2 separate regions of the Homo sapiens genome follow, and region 2 is linked to region 1. The links are chromatin contacts, found by Hi-C or POLR2A ChIA-PET in ENCODE. All regions are on one chromosome and are shown on one strand. The core of a region is the stretch at or near the end of the contact, and the rest is flanking DNA. Distances in the headings are between cores, read along the strand shown. Region 1 overlaps NHSL3 (NHS like 3). Region 2 overlaps RBBP4 (RB binding protein 4, chromatin remodeling factor).

What was found. A loop is a pair of places that touch in the nucleus more often than their neighbours do. ChIA-PET counts read pairs that join two places held with the same protein, here RNA polymerase II (POLR2A). Pooled maps may share reads with other maps.
Region 2: a pooled map shows a loop between it and region 1 (2.2-fold over the local background). The contact joins two enhancer-like sites. A Hi-C loop is called at or near these places in 1 of 50 pooled maps. POLR2A ChIA-PET finds 5 or more read pairs at or near these places in 12 of 52 experiments (A673, H1, HepG2 and 8 more).

Annotation. Positions count from the first base shown.
Region 1 is chr1:32,769,786-32,776,161 of GRCh38, forward strand. NHSL3 (NHS like 3) reads left to right here. Exons shown (of 7, transcript NM_020888.3): 5 at 1; 6 at 95-2,656; 7 at 3,080-5,185. The coding sequence ends at 3,102. YARS1 (tyrosyl-tRNA synthetase 1) reads right to left here. Exons shown (of 13, transcript NM_003680.4): 13 at 5,454-6,306. The coding sequence ends at 6,196. Among named protein-coding and RNA genes, the nearest start is that of NHSL3, 31 kb to the left of the region's middle. RefSeq lists an enhancer at 1-605 and a silencer at 3,223-3,517. Within about 2 kb of position 3,371, at least 4 of the 41 ENCODE cell types and tissues checked have a DNase peak (open chromatin) inside an H3K27ac peak, as active enhancers do.
Region 2 is chr1:32,680,507-32,687,320 of GRCh38, forward strand. RBBP4 (RB binding protein 4, chromatin remodeling factor) reads left to right here. Exons shown (of 12, transcript NM_005610.3): 12 at 1-5,705. It overlaps SYNC (syncoilin, intermediate filament protein), which reads right to left. Exons shown (of 5, transcript NM_030786.3): 3 at 3,752-3,876; 4 at 3,504-3,583; 5 at 1-1,354. The coding sequence ends at 1,344. Among named protein-coding and RNA genes, the nearest start is that of SYNC, 19 kb to the right of the region's middle. Within about 2 kb of position 3,830, at least 7 of the 41 ENCODE cell types and tissues checked have a DNase peak (open chromatin) inside an H3K27ac peak, as active enhancers do.

The sequences.
Region 1 (6,376 bases), core at 2,121-4,620:
GGTGAGGCCTGGGTTAGGAGGGCAGTGGTGGGGTGGGTGGGGAGCCTTGGTCATCCCCTCTCTGCTGACCCCACCTCCTCCCTGTCCCTTCCAGGCCTGAGGAATGAGCGTGAGGCACCAGGCACGCCCCGGGCTCCTGGTGCACGGGATGCCGTACGCATCCCCACAGTGGACGGCCGCCCCCGAGGCACCTCAGGGATGGGGGCCCGGGTGTCCCTGCAGGCGCTGGAGGCGGAGGCGGAGGCTGGCGCTGAGACAGAGGCCATGCTGCAGCGCCACATTGACCGTGTCTACCGGGATGACACCTTTGTTGGCCGGTCCACGGGTACCCGGGCCCCACCATTGACCCGGCCCATGTCCCTAGCAGTGCCTGGATTGACAGGAGGGGCAGGGCCTGCAGAGCCCCTGAGCCCGGCCATGTCCATCTCCCCCCAGGCCACCTACCTGTCGAAGTTGATTCCACATGCTGTGCTGCCGCCTACAGTGGACGTGGTGGCCCTAGGCCGCTGCAGCCTGCGCACACTAAGCCGCTGCAGCCTGCACTCGGCCAGCCCAGCCTCAGTCCGCTCGCTGGGGCGCTTCTCCTCCGTCTCCAGCCCACAGCCCCGCAGCCGCCACCCATCCTCCTCCAGTGACACCTGGAGCCACTCTCAATCCTCCGACACCATTGTGTCTGACGGTTCCACCCTCTCCTCTAAGGGTGGCTCTGAGGGCCAGCCGGAGAGCTCTACGGCTAGCAATAGCGTGGTACCCCCTCCCCAGGGAGGCAGTGGGAGGGGCTCTCCCAGTGGGGGCAGCACTGCTGAGGCCTCAGACACACTCAGCATTCGGAGCAGTGGGCAGTTGTCTGGCCGGAGTGTGTCCCTGCGTAAGCTGAAGCGGCCTCCACCCCCTCCCCGCCGGACCCACTCCCTCCATCAGCGGGGCTTAGCAGTGCCTGATGGGCCATTAGGGTTGCCCCCTAAGCCTGAGCGTAAGCAGCAGCCCCAGCTGCCTCGGCCACCCACCACTGGTGGCTCAGAAGGGGCGGGGGCAGCACCCTGTCCACCCAACCCAGCCAACAGCTGGGTACCTGGCTTGTCTCCGGGTGGTTCCCGGCGCCCCCCACGGTCCCCAGAACGGACACTTTCGCCCTCCAGTGGATACTCGAGCCAAAGTGGTACTCCCACCCTCCCTCCCAAGGGCCTGGCAGGTCCCCCTGCTTCCCCAGGCAAGGCCCAGCCCCCTAAACCAGAGCGTGTCACGTCTCTTCGCTCCCCTGGGGCCTCCGTCTCCTCTTCCCTCACGTCTTTATGTTCCTCCTCCTCTGACCCAGCCCCCTCAGACCGCTCTGGGCCACAGATATTGACCCCCCTGGGTGACAGGTTTGTCATACCTCCTCACCCCAAGGTGCCTGCCCCCTTCTCCCCACCTCCCTCCAAGCCCAGGAGCCCTAACCCAGCTGCCCCTGCTCTAGCCGCCCCTGCTGTGGTTCCTGGGCCTGTTTCTACCACTGACGCCAGTCCTCAGTCCCCTCCCACTCCCCAGACAACCTTGACTCCACTGCAGGAGTCTCCTGTCATCTCCAAAGACCAGTCACCCCCACCTTCCCCACCCCCATCTTATCATCCACCCCCACCACCCACTAAGAAGCCAGAGGTGGTTGTGGAGGCACCATCTGCCTCAGAGACTGCTGAGGAGCCCCTCCAAGATCCCAACTGGCCCCCTCCCCCACCCCCTGCCCCTGAGGAGCAGGACCTGTCCATGGCTGACTTCCCCCCACCAGAGGAGGCTTTTTTCTCTGTGGCCAGCCCTGAGCCTGCAGGCCCTTCAGGCTCCCCAGAGCTTGTCAGCTCCCCGGCTGCTTCGTCCTCCTCAGCTACTGCTTTGCAGATTCAGCCCCCGGGTAGCCCAGACCCTCCTCCAGCTCCGCCAGCCCCAGCTCCTGCTAGTTCCGCCCCAGGGCATGTGGCCAAGCTCCCTCAGAAGGAACCGGTGGGCTGTAGCAAGGGTGGTGGGCCTCCCAGGGAGGACGTAGGTGCGCCCCTGGTCACGCCCTCGCTCCTGCAGATGGTGCGGCTGCGCTCCGTGGGTGCTCCAGGAGGGGCTCCCACCCCAGCACTGGGGCCATCGGCCCCCCAGAAACCACTGCGAAGGGCCCTGTCAGGGCGGGCCAGCCCAGTGCCTGCCCCCTCCTCAGGGCTCCATGCTGCGGTCCGACTCAAGGCCTGCAGCCTGGCCGCCAGTGAAGGCCTCTCAAGTGCTCAGCCCAACGGACCGCCTGAGGCAGAGCCACGGCCTCCCCAGTCCCCTGCCTCAACGGCCAGTTTCATCTTCTCCAAGGGCTCTAGGAAGCTGCAGCTGGAGCGGCCCGTGTCCCCTGAGACCCAGGCTGACCTCCAGCGGAATCTGGTGGCAGAACTCCGGAGCATCTCAGAGCAGCGGCCACCCCAGGCCCCAAAGAAGTCACCTAAGGCTCCCCCACCTGTGGCCCGCAAGCCGTCTGTGGGAGTCCCCCCACCCGCCTCCCCCAGTTACCCTCGAGCTGAGCCCCTTACTGCTCCTCCCACCAATGGGCTCCCTCACACCCAGGACAGGACTAAGAGGGAGCTGGCGGAGAATGGAGGTGTCCTGCAGCTGGTGGGCCCAGAGGAGAAGATGGGCCTCCCGGGCTCAGGTACAGTGGGCAGTGCTAGGGTGAGGTCCCATTGCTGATGATGGGAAGTAGGAATCTGAAGTCCCGCCATGGGGGATTTGTTCTTGGATCTTTAACTTTTCTGGTCTGAGAATGCCTGGGAAGGGCAAGCTGTCACCCTTGCTGGGGCCCAGAGGAGAATGGTGTGTGAGTGTCAGGCCTACTGTGTTTGAATTCCAACTTTGCCTCTTTCCCTACCCTTCCTAGCTACATTGTAAAGTGTGGGGCAGTGACACCTACATTATAGTGTCTGAACATGTGTAGGGTGTCCAGCCCAGTGCTGCGGGCACTGTCAGTAAATCAAAGCGGTAAGAAGGTTGGGTGAGGGTATGCTTTGTTGGGCTCCTAGTGCCAGAACCAAGCCAGGAGGCCCCTTGCTAAGTGTCTCTTATTTTTCTCCCCCAGACTCACAGAAAGAGCTGGCCTGACCACCAGGCACCTCACTGGCACTGCTGACCCATCCCAGAAACACAATCTCAGGGACCCGAGCAGCTCCAAGGACGAGAGGATACAGCAGACACAACCTAATAGAGAGGGCGCCTGCAGCCTTAACCTCCACGGCCTTCGATACTTATGCAAGCCTGGTGTTGCTCCTGTCCTCAGAGTCATCCTGCGCTCATGCCTTTTCCCGAATGGGTTCACCTCTGGCAGTTGCCGCTTCAGTCTTGGCCTTAGCCTCATCTTGAAGTGGGTAGCTGGCGGGAGAGGGTGGCTGCGCCCCCTGCTGGCCCTGAGGCTGCAGAGTTGGGAGCAGGACACCTCACCTGAGTTTCATTTTTTTTCATGTCCAAACCATGCACATACTATAGTCCAGAATCAAAGCACTTTTGAAAAGTGGCTGCATGGCCATCCTCCAGGGCCCAGGAAGTTGCATTCCAAGGGCCTGTTTACATGGCAGCAGAATCCATCCCCGGCAGTCAGCCCATAGCTTGGGACCAGTCTGTGCCCTCCTGCCCAGTCCAGTTTACTCCTCTTGGTTCCTGAAGGTGGCCAAGTCATTGTGTTCCCACAGGCTTCTCTAGGCTGGGGGCAGGTGTGGGGCTGTGGAATTCCAAAGCACAAAAGGTGCAGAGGGGATTGGCCTTCCTGTGCCTCAACTCACCAACCACCCTCCTGCCTTCCAGTTCTGCCAGGTGCTCCATGCTGGGGACAAGTAGGAGACTGCCAGGGCCCAAAGAAATGGGTGAGCAGTAGAGTCATCTCGGGGCACTTGGCAGTGTCAAGCACCTGCCCCTTGCCTCCTTGACCACACTGGGGTGGGTGGGCCCCCAGCACTTCAGAGGCAGGAGCCTTTGGGCTGAGCAAGCACTGAGGAGGTGGATGGAAGGGAGCATCTGGAGGGGGGGAGCTTCCTTGAGCAGTGGGCCCAGGCCTGGCCCTCCACACTTCATTCTCTGACCTTTCTCTCTCCTCATTTCGGTGCATGTCCTTTCTGCAGCTGCCTTTCAGCACAGGTGGTTCCACTGGGGGCAGCTAACGCTGAGTGACAAGGATGGGAAGCCACAGGTGCATTTTACTCAAGTCTTCTCTAGTCAATGAGGGGCACCCAGTGCTTCTAGGGCAGGCTGGGTGGTGGTCCCCTAGGTATCAGCCTCTCTTACTGTACTCTCCGGGAATGTTAACCTTTCTATTTTCAGCCTGTGCCACCTGTCTAGGCAAGCTGGCTTCCCCATTGGCCCCTGTGGGTCCACAGCAGCGTGGCTGCCCCCCAGGGCCACCGCTTCTTTCTTGATCCTCTTTCCTTAACAGTGACTTGGGCTTGAGTCTGGCAAGGAACCTTGCTTTTAGCTTCACCACCAAGGAGAGAGGTTGACATGACCTCCCCGCCCCCTCACCAAGGCTGGGAACAGAGGGGATGTGGTGAGAGCCAGGTTCCTCTGGCCCTCTCCAGGGTGTTTTCCACTAGTCACTACTGTCTTCTCCTTGTAGCTAATCAATCAATATTCTTCCCTTGCCTGTGGGCAGTGGAGAGTGCTGCTGGGTGTACGCTGCACCTGCCCACTGAGTTGGGGAAAGAGGATAATCAGTGAGCACTGTTCTGCTCAGAGCTCCTGATCTACCCCACCCCCTAGGATCCAGGACTGGGTCAAAGCTGCATGAAACCAGGCCCTGGCAGCAACCTGGGAATGGCTGGAGGTGGGAGAGAACCTGACTTCTCTTTCCCTCTCCCTCCTCCAACATTACTGGAACTCTATCCTGTTAGGATCTTCTGAGCTTGTTTCCCTGCTGGGTGGGACAGAGGACAAAGGAGAAGGGAGGGTCTAGAAGAGGCAGCCCTTCTTTGTCCTCTGGGGTAAATGAGCTTGACCTAGAGTAAATGGAGAGACCAAAAGCCTCTGATTTTTAATTTCCATAAAATGTTAGAAGTATATATATACATATATATATTTCTTTAAATTTTTGAGTCTTTGATATGTCTAAAAATCCATTCCCTCTGCCCTGAAGCCTGAGTGAGACACATGAAGAAAACTGTGTTTCATTTAAAGATGTTAATTAAATGATTGAAACTTGGCTGTGGCTACTGCTTCTTAATGTGGGGGGGACAGGGCAGTGGTCTGGGCCCACATTTAGAAGGGAAAATGTTTTGCCTGCTGCACACATTGGACCCAAGTATGGGCCTCTTCTGCCTAGTACTGCCAAAGGGACTGTTAAGGTGTCTTGTCCATCTTCTACCCCCCACCCCCCATTACAGGGTAAAGGAACCCCAGACTAGGTGAGGGGCCAGCAGCTGCCTCACACTTGTGTTCTCTCCTGAGATGGTCCAGCTCACATCCAGACACCCTTGTTCAGACATTTTATTTGAATTTATGACAGTGATGGGGATTTGACTGAGATGCCTTATGGAGAAGTACCCCACCCTCTATGAAGACAGAATCACTCTCTGCCATTCATTCTGCCTGATGCTAACAACACGCAGCTGATTTAGGGAGTGTCCCAGCCTAGCTGGATCAAGGGAAATTCCAGGAGCCCTGGGGCAGGCCCTGGCCCCCAGTGCCAAGCCTCAGAGTAAGCAGACATTGGGAAAGTTGCCAACCACTTGGTAGACCACTAGGTTCTCTGTTTTCCCTTCCCTTTCCTTTTCAAATCCCACAGTTTCCTGTTGGGGAGAAGCTGTAATTAGCCTAGTCCAGGTACCAGATCCCAGCTAGGGGCGCAGCTGCTTGGATAACTCCAAGAAAACCTGGGCACCAGTATTTTTCCAATTATAAGGACTGTGGCATAAATTTTTAAATGAGTTATATTGAAACCAGATTTCTCCAGCTGCCAAGGGAAGAAGGTAGGGCTGGACTCCCTGCTGTGGCCCAGCCCTTGTTAGGGGTTGGTCTCTCACTGCAGCCAGACAGGATGATCCTGGGTTCTGGGGAGGGTAAGCTGCCCCTTGCCGAGTTCTGCACCGAATAAAGAGTCCAAACCCGCTGCTTCCGTGTCCTGAGAGATGGGTAAATGGGTGATGGATGGAGCAGACTGAAGAGACAGCAGATGACTCAGTGGTGGAAGAAGGGGGGAAGATGCTGGGCTGGCTAGCTAATGTTCCCCCCTTTCAGCGATTTACAGGAAATGGAGCCCAGCTTGGTCATGAAGTTGGTTTGCTTCCACTGTGCGATGCACTCCTCAGAAATTTTGAAGTCAGCCTGGACAAGACAGATAAGAGAGATTTTAATGATGGTGGTGGGACTGCAAGAAAACCCCCCCTTTTTTGGA
Region 2 (6,814 bases), core at 2,580-5,079, 89 kb before region 1:
AGTTGCTTTTTTTTTTTAGGAGTTAGTCCTTGACCACTAGTTTGATGCCATCTCCATTTTGGGTGACCTGTTTCACCAGCAGGCCTGTTACTCTCCATGACTAACTGTGTAAGTGCTTAAAATGGAATAAATTGCTTTTCTACATAACCCCATGCTGATGGGTTTTATTTAGTATAAAACATCCATCAAACACCAGTCTCTGGCTTCTAGAAGAGTCCTTCAGATGACAGTTGTTGTCCATGGTCTTTGACTATCAAGAGCAGAATTAAATGTAATAGTCCCAGAGCTGTAGAAAAGAACTTTACTCCTTCCCAGGGAAAGTGAAAGACATAAAACACTGAATCAGAGGTGGCACAGATTAGTCTTTGATAAGGTAACGTTTCTTTGAAGTCTATCTGTAGAGAACTACATGGACTTCCAAGAGTGTCAAAGGCAGTGTGGTAGAGAGAATTTAAGGCAAGATTTAAATTTGGAAAAGGTGCTTGAACCTTTTCTCAGAGGTTTTATTTCCCCAGTATGTTTTTCACTGGGGCCTTTACTTAGGTTAGAAATAATAGGCTTTGAAGGCCTCTATCACCAGATGCAATAACCAGATAAAATTCCTGTTTTTTCCCAATCGCTTAGTTTTTTGTTGTTGTTGTTTTTTAACTGAGTAGATCATTCTGACCCAGAACTACTTTCATGAGGTAAGATCTTTGGGAAAATCTGAATAGCGTTAACCATTAGATTCAAATCTCAAATGGTTTCTTTTCAAGTCTAGTTGTTTTAGAGTATAGTGAGAAATACCTTGACACAATTTTAAGAGTAAACTATATGGGTCAGCATATCCTTGAACAAAAAGTAGACTTTGTAAAAGTATTCATTTAAATTCTAACACTCGTGGCACAAAAGAATGGAAATTGTAAACCCATGTAATGGAAATTGGCTATCTTTTTGACCCCACATGTGCCCCTCAAAAATGTTTTTGGTTTGGGTCAACACAAGGCAAGATACATTCTTTAAAATACTCCCAGATGTGTCCATACATTCATCCTTCACTCAGTGCATATGTGAGGGTTGTTGCTGGAAGACAGGAGGCTCATCTTTCCTTTCCTTGGTGCATTGAGATCAGTATCAACAGCAGATGAAATAGAATCCAGCAAAGAGTTGACATGTTCTGCCTCCGGCCAACTCTAGAATCTTTTTAAGCAGGTCAGCCAGTATTTGCAACTTCCACAGGATGAATTGCTTGCCAAGTTTCTGGCACTCTTGTCTGGTTGGAAGAGTACATCCAAAGGGTACTTAGTGATCCTTTGCTAAGAAGTTTTTTGCTGTTTCCGGGTTACAGATTTGGCCATATATTTCTAAACAGCCCCTGTAAAGTTGAAAGAAAAAGTTTATAACAGTGAACTTCTGAGGTTTAGTTACTGCAGGCTTTGTTGAGAAGAGATTGTTACAGTGTGATTTATGGATGATCAGGGATGACTTTCCCCTAGCAAATATTTGGATGCCTCCTGTTTGTCAAATAGAATGAATGGTGATGGTGATGGGAGGGATAGTTAAACGTTTTCTCTGCTAGGTTAACTTCTTACAGGTATAATTACAATGCCTGAAATTCTGTAGTTTCATTTCTTTGGATTAGTCGTTGTCTTTTCCAGATTGTACACAATCTGATCAACACAAAGGTAGTTAGTAGATCATTAACCTCAATTGCAAGGTTATAATTTCTCAAACATTAAGCATATTATCAGTCATGTGGATTCAAACACAGTATAAGAAAATCCTCAAGGCTGGGTGTGATGGCTTATGCCTGTAATCCCAGCTACTTAGCAGGCTGAGGCAGGAGTATTGTTTGAACCCAGGAGGCAGAGTTGCAGTGAGCCAAGATCGTGCCACTACTCCAGCCTGGGCAAAATAGCAAGACCCGACCCCCCATCTCTACTAAAAAGAAATTTAAAAAAATAAAATCCTAGAAAATTAGAAAAAGCAACAATAGTTACTTGTGGGCCAGGCGCGGTGGTTCACGCCTGTAATCCCAGCACTTTGAGAGGCTGAGGCACGTGGATCACAAGGTCAGGAGTTCAAGACCAGCCTGGCCAAGATGGTGAAACCCCGTTTCTACTAAAAATACAAAAACTAGCTGGCCGTGGTGGCATGCTCCTGTAGTCCCAGCTACTCAGGAGGCTGAGGCAGGAAAATCACTTGAACCCAGGAGGTGGAGGTTGCAGTGAACTGAGACCGTGCCACTGCACTCCAGCCTGGGTGGCAGAGCGAGACTGTCTCAAAAAAAAAAGAAAGTTGTGAATTTGATGTAAGCTTAGGAAATGAATAAAATTTATAGGCATCTGTATAATGTACAACTTGACACGGACTTTCTTTTATCCTTAGTTTCTTTCACGGACTCTAGAACTTTTATCAGAATATACTGGTAAAACATTGGGGGAGGGATCCTGAGTAGGTGATTGGTCAGAAAGATGCCTTCAGTTTTGTCAGTGTCTAAAAGTTAAGTCTGTTTAGGCCAAGCATGGTGGCTCACACCTGAAATCCCAGCACTCTGGGAGGCCGAGGCAAGTGGATCACAAGGTCAGGAGATGAGACCATCTTAGCCAACATGGTGAAACCCCGTCTCTACTAAAATACAAAAAAATTAGCCAGGCGTGGTGGTGCGTGCCTATAATCCCAGCTACTTGGGAGGCTGAGGCAGGGGAATCGCTTGAACCCGGGAGGCAGAGGTCACGCCACTGCACTCCAGCCTGGCAACAGAGCAAGACTCCGTCTCAAAAAAAAAAAAAAAAAAAAAGAGTAAGTCTGTGTAACATGAACATCTCTGCTTCCACCCAAAACCACAGCCTTTGAATATTATATAAGGAACTTAATGGATAGATATGTTTATTATTTTTGATAGCACAACTGCTTTCTCTGCTATTATAAGGAAAACTGAGAATAGCAGGTGGGTAGGGTAGGATGAGGAAACAAGATGCCCAAAGCCTAGATGCCACAGAATTCATGGTGATAATCAGGGCATATTTTGAGTCCTACTAGAAACAAACATTCCAAATGAACTCTGAATGCCTGACTCAGGCGTTTTGGAGGTTTGGGTTATCCCCTTGTCATTAGGCACACAAGGGTTTTTTGTTGTTTTTGTTTTTTGGGTTTTTGTTTTGTTTTGAGGCAGTCTCACTCTGTTGTACAAGCTGGAGTGCTGTATTGTGATCTTGACTCACTGCAACCTCTGCCTCCTGGTTCAAGCGATTCTCCTGCCTTGGCCTCCTGAGTAGCTGGGATTATAAGTGCCTGCCACTATGCCCGGCTAATTTTTGTATTTTTAGTGGAGATGGAGTTTTGCCATGTTGGCCAGGCTGGTCTTGAACTCCTGACTCCAGGTGATCCACCCTCCTCAGCCTCCCAAAGTGCTAGGATTACAGGCGTGAGCCACCCCGTCCGGCCTGTTTTTAAGGCATTAATTAGTATTGTTAGGAAAGCAGTAACAATGCAAACACCACTCTTCTCTTCACAAAGATCACCTTGAGACTGTGTCTCCATTCCACCTGCCTGAGAAGTGGGAGCATCAGCCTGTTCCAGGCTCTTGGGTAGTAGCATAGCCCTTTAAAAAGAGAGAGCCATTTTCCATGTGTTTTTGGATAAGCACAATTTGAAAATCATTTCCCAAATCCTCTTTTTGTTTTTGATTCTAAGGTAAAATTTTCCCTAAGCCCTCCCACCATCCCCTCAGCCAGTATTAGATGAGATTTGTATAGCAGCAGAAACTGACTTATAAGTAGAGAGCTCTTCAGCAAGACTGAGCCTTAGCTGTTCCATCTCTTTGTTCTTCTGTTGCTGGAGTTGCACCCCATTTCTTAACTGCCTCTGGCGTTCTTCCATTTCCTCCAGCTGTTCCTGCATGAGATGGCCAAGAACATTTCTAATGAGCCAAACAATAAAAACTCACATTGTCCACTCTTACTTATAAAACACTTTTTTGTTCATTGTTTAATCTTGATAGCAGTATTGAGGCTGGTATTTATATGATAGGTTATGAAACAGGTTCAAAGAAGTTGTGTCTTGGAAAAAAAGTGACAATGCTTTTGAAAATGATGACGAAAAAGGCATCTTGTCTGTTAACCACAGCTTGCTTTAATAGAATCCTGGGAGGGTGATTGGGACTTTTTAGTATTACAACCTTAGTGTCATTGAGGAGGATTTTGGTCTAGTTAGTGGGCTGAGTTTCATATACCTCTCCCTCCATGTGCAGGTTTGTTAAGATAATTGGTAGTTTTTAATAATATAAAATACTTAAGTTGAAATACAAAAGTGTGGCAACAATTATTAAATATTGGCTAGAATTCTAGGAGAGTTACACAACTAGTGGAAGTCCATGTTTAGAAAATAAATGGCTTGTTTAAGGAAAAGTTTTTGTGTCCAAAGCTCCTTAAAGTCAGAGAGATTTCTACCTGGTACTTAACATCATATGGAAATTGATGCTTTAGTGAGGGTGTTGGCTATCCTATTGCTAATTTCCTGCATCCTTTTTTCTTCTTTATTTTTGTATAGAGACAGGGTCTCGCTATGTTGCCCAGGCTGGTCTTGTTCCTGGGCTCAAGCAGTCCTCCCGCCTCGGTCTCCCAAAGTGCTGGGATTACAGGTGTGAGCCACTGTGCCCAGCTTATCCTTTTTTCATTACACAAAAAGACTGAATTTGGTTAGTTCTAAGTTGGAAGATAAAGATGGTATGCACAGGAGGCCCTTGGGAGCCCTCAGATAACTTTCTCATTCTTCCAGAATCAGGCTGGGATGCATTCTGTAAATTTTCCCTGCCTAGGATGTATACCTGAGGAATAAGGTAAGGAAGATGTCAGCAAGTCAGTCTCTGGTTTACCTGCTAGCTGGCATGGATCCTTAAGGAAGCAGGAGGGAGTTGGGAAGAGAGGAAGGGGTGAAGTTGGTATCTTTTAAAGCGAGAGTGATTTTACCTCAGATTTTGAAGAATACTAAGGAATCCAGTTGTTGGGGTACATGCTATTATTAGAAGGATCTAGATAATTTGTCCTCTGAGTCATACTTGACATTGTACCTGTGGCACATCAATCCGCACTGTTTGATACTCTGGCTGAATCTCAGCTTTCACCAACATTGTCAAAGGACCTTTTTTAGTGCCCAGCCATGCCTAAGAGTGTGTCATCTGAAGAGGGAAGCATCTGCATACTGCTGTCCTGATTGCTCAGTCCTCACTACCTACCAGACCCGTTGGTAAGGTACAAAAGTACATGCTTGGAAAAGCAGTCTGCACCACCAGTGATAAGCTGTGACAGAGTGGAACAGCCTCAATGAAATGAAGGAAGGATTGCTACAGTGGCATTAAGGATGGTCTCTTAATCCTGTGTTAACCACTAGATTAACTTTACAATCAACTCAAAATCCTTCAAAGGCTTTCCACTTTCTTTAGTGGCATTCAGACCCCCTCTAGTTTGACCCCTACCTCCAACTTGAACCTCTGTTACTCTTCCGTATGAACATTTTCCTCTAGCCCTGGACTACTAGTACCGAAGTCACTAGTCACATAGGACTCATTTGAAATATGACTAGTCTCAATTGAGATGTAATGTAAGTGTAAAATACACAGCAGATTTCTAAGACAGCACACAAAATGTAAAATATGTCAAAAATATTTGATACTGATTACATGTTGAAATATATGTGTTGGGTTAAATAAAATGCATTAAAGTTAATTTCATCTGTTTCTTTTTTTAATAGAGCTACCAGAACATTTAAAATGACATCTGTGGCTTGCTTGCAGTGATAGACAGCACTACTCTAGCCTAACAACTCAGATCTGTGTGCCTGTGTTCCTGCCACTTTTTTCACCTAGACAGCCAGTCCCTTGTTTTCTGCTGCCTTCTACCTAGATACTAATTTCTCAAGGGCCAGGACATGTCTGTCTACAGTTGCCCCAGCACTTGCATTGACAGCATTGCCAGTTTTAATTTTCTACATAGGACAAAGACAAAGAAAGGATACATTCCCCAACTCAGGAAAAGGGGAACTGCTACAGCAATAGTAGTATAAAGTAACAGGTGCTGTGGAAACAGGAGGGTTATCTGTCGCACACTAAGGATATCGGGAAACTTCAGGAAGAAGGGAAATGGGTTTAAAGGATGAGTAAAGAGTTAAAGGGGAAGAAGAGGTCTAATCAATGTATAGTCATGGAATTGTGGGAAAGTGGCTTACTAGTTCATTCCTTGCAACCCTATGGATATGGGAGTATTATTAATCTCATGTTTCATGTGAGGGTGCTGAGCCACAGAGCTTAAGTAATTTGTCCAAAGTTTCCAACTTAGTGATAGAGCCAGGATTTGCCATTGGCTTAGAGCTCATACTCAAGGTAACAGGCTTTTTAGTGGTTCTCAAACTTTTCTGTGCAACCCCAAAAGCTGGCCAAATTGGAGTGCCCTTGGTACTTTTCCGTTAGAGAATAACTCCGCTTTTAACTGCTTTATATATTGCATTCTATGTAAAATTATCTGGGGGAGAAGGTCCACAGCTTTAGAGAAAACTTTAGTTTTGGAAACCACTAGTCTAAAGAATACATAAAACTGGCCAGGCACAGTGGCTCATGCCTGTAATCTCAGCATTTTGGGAGGTTGAGGCGGGTGGATCATCTGAGGTCAGGAGTTCGAGACCAGCCTGGCCAACATGGTGAAACCCAGCCTCTACTAAAAATACAAAAAATTAGCCGGGCGTGGTGGCAGGTGCCTGTAATCTCAGCTACTCGGGAGGCTGAGGCAGGAGAATTGCTTGAACCTGGGAGGCGGAGGTTGCAATGAGCTGAGATCGTGCC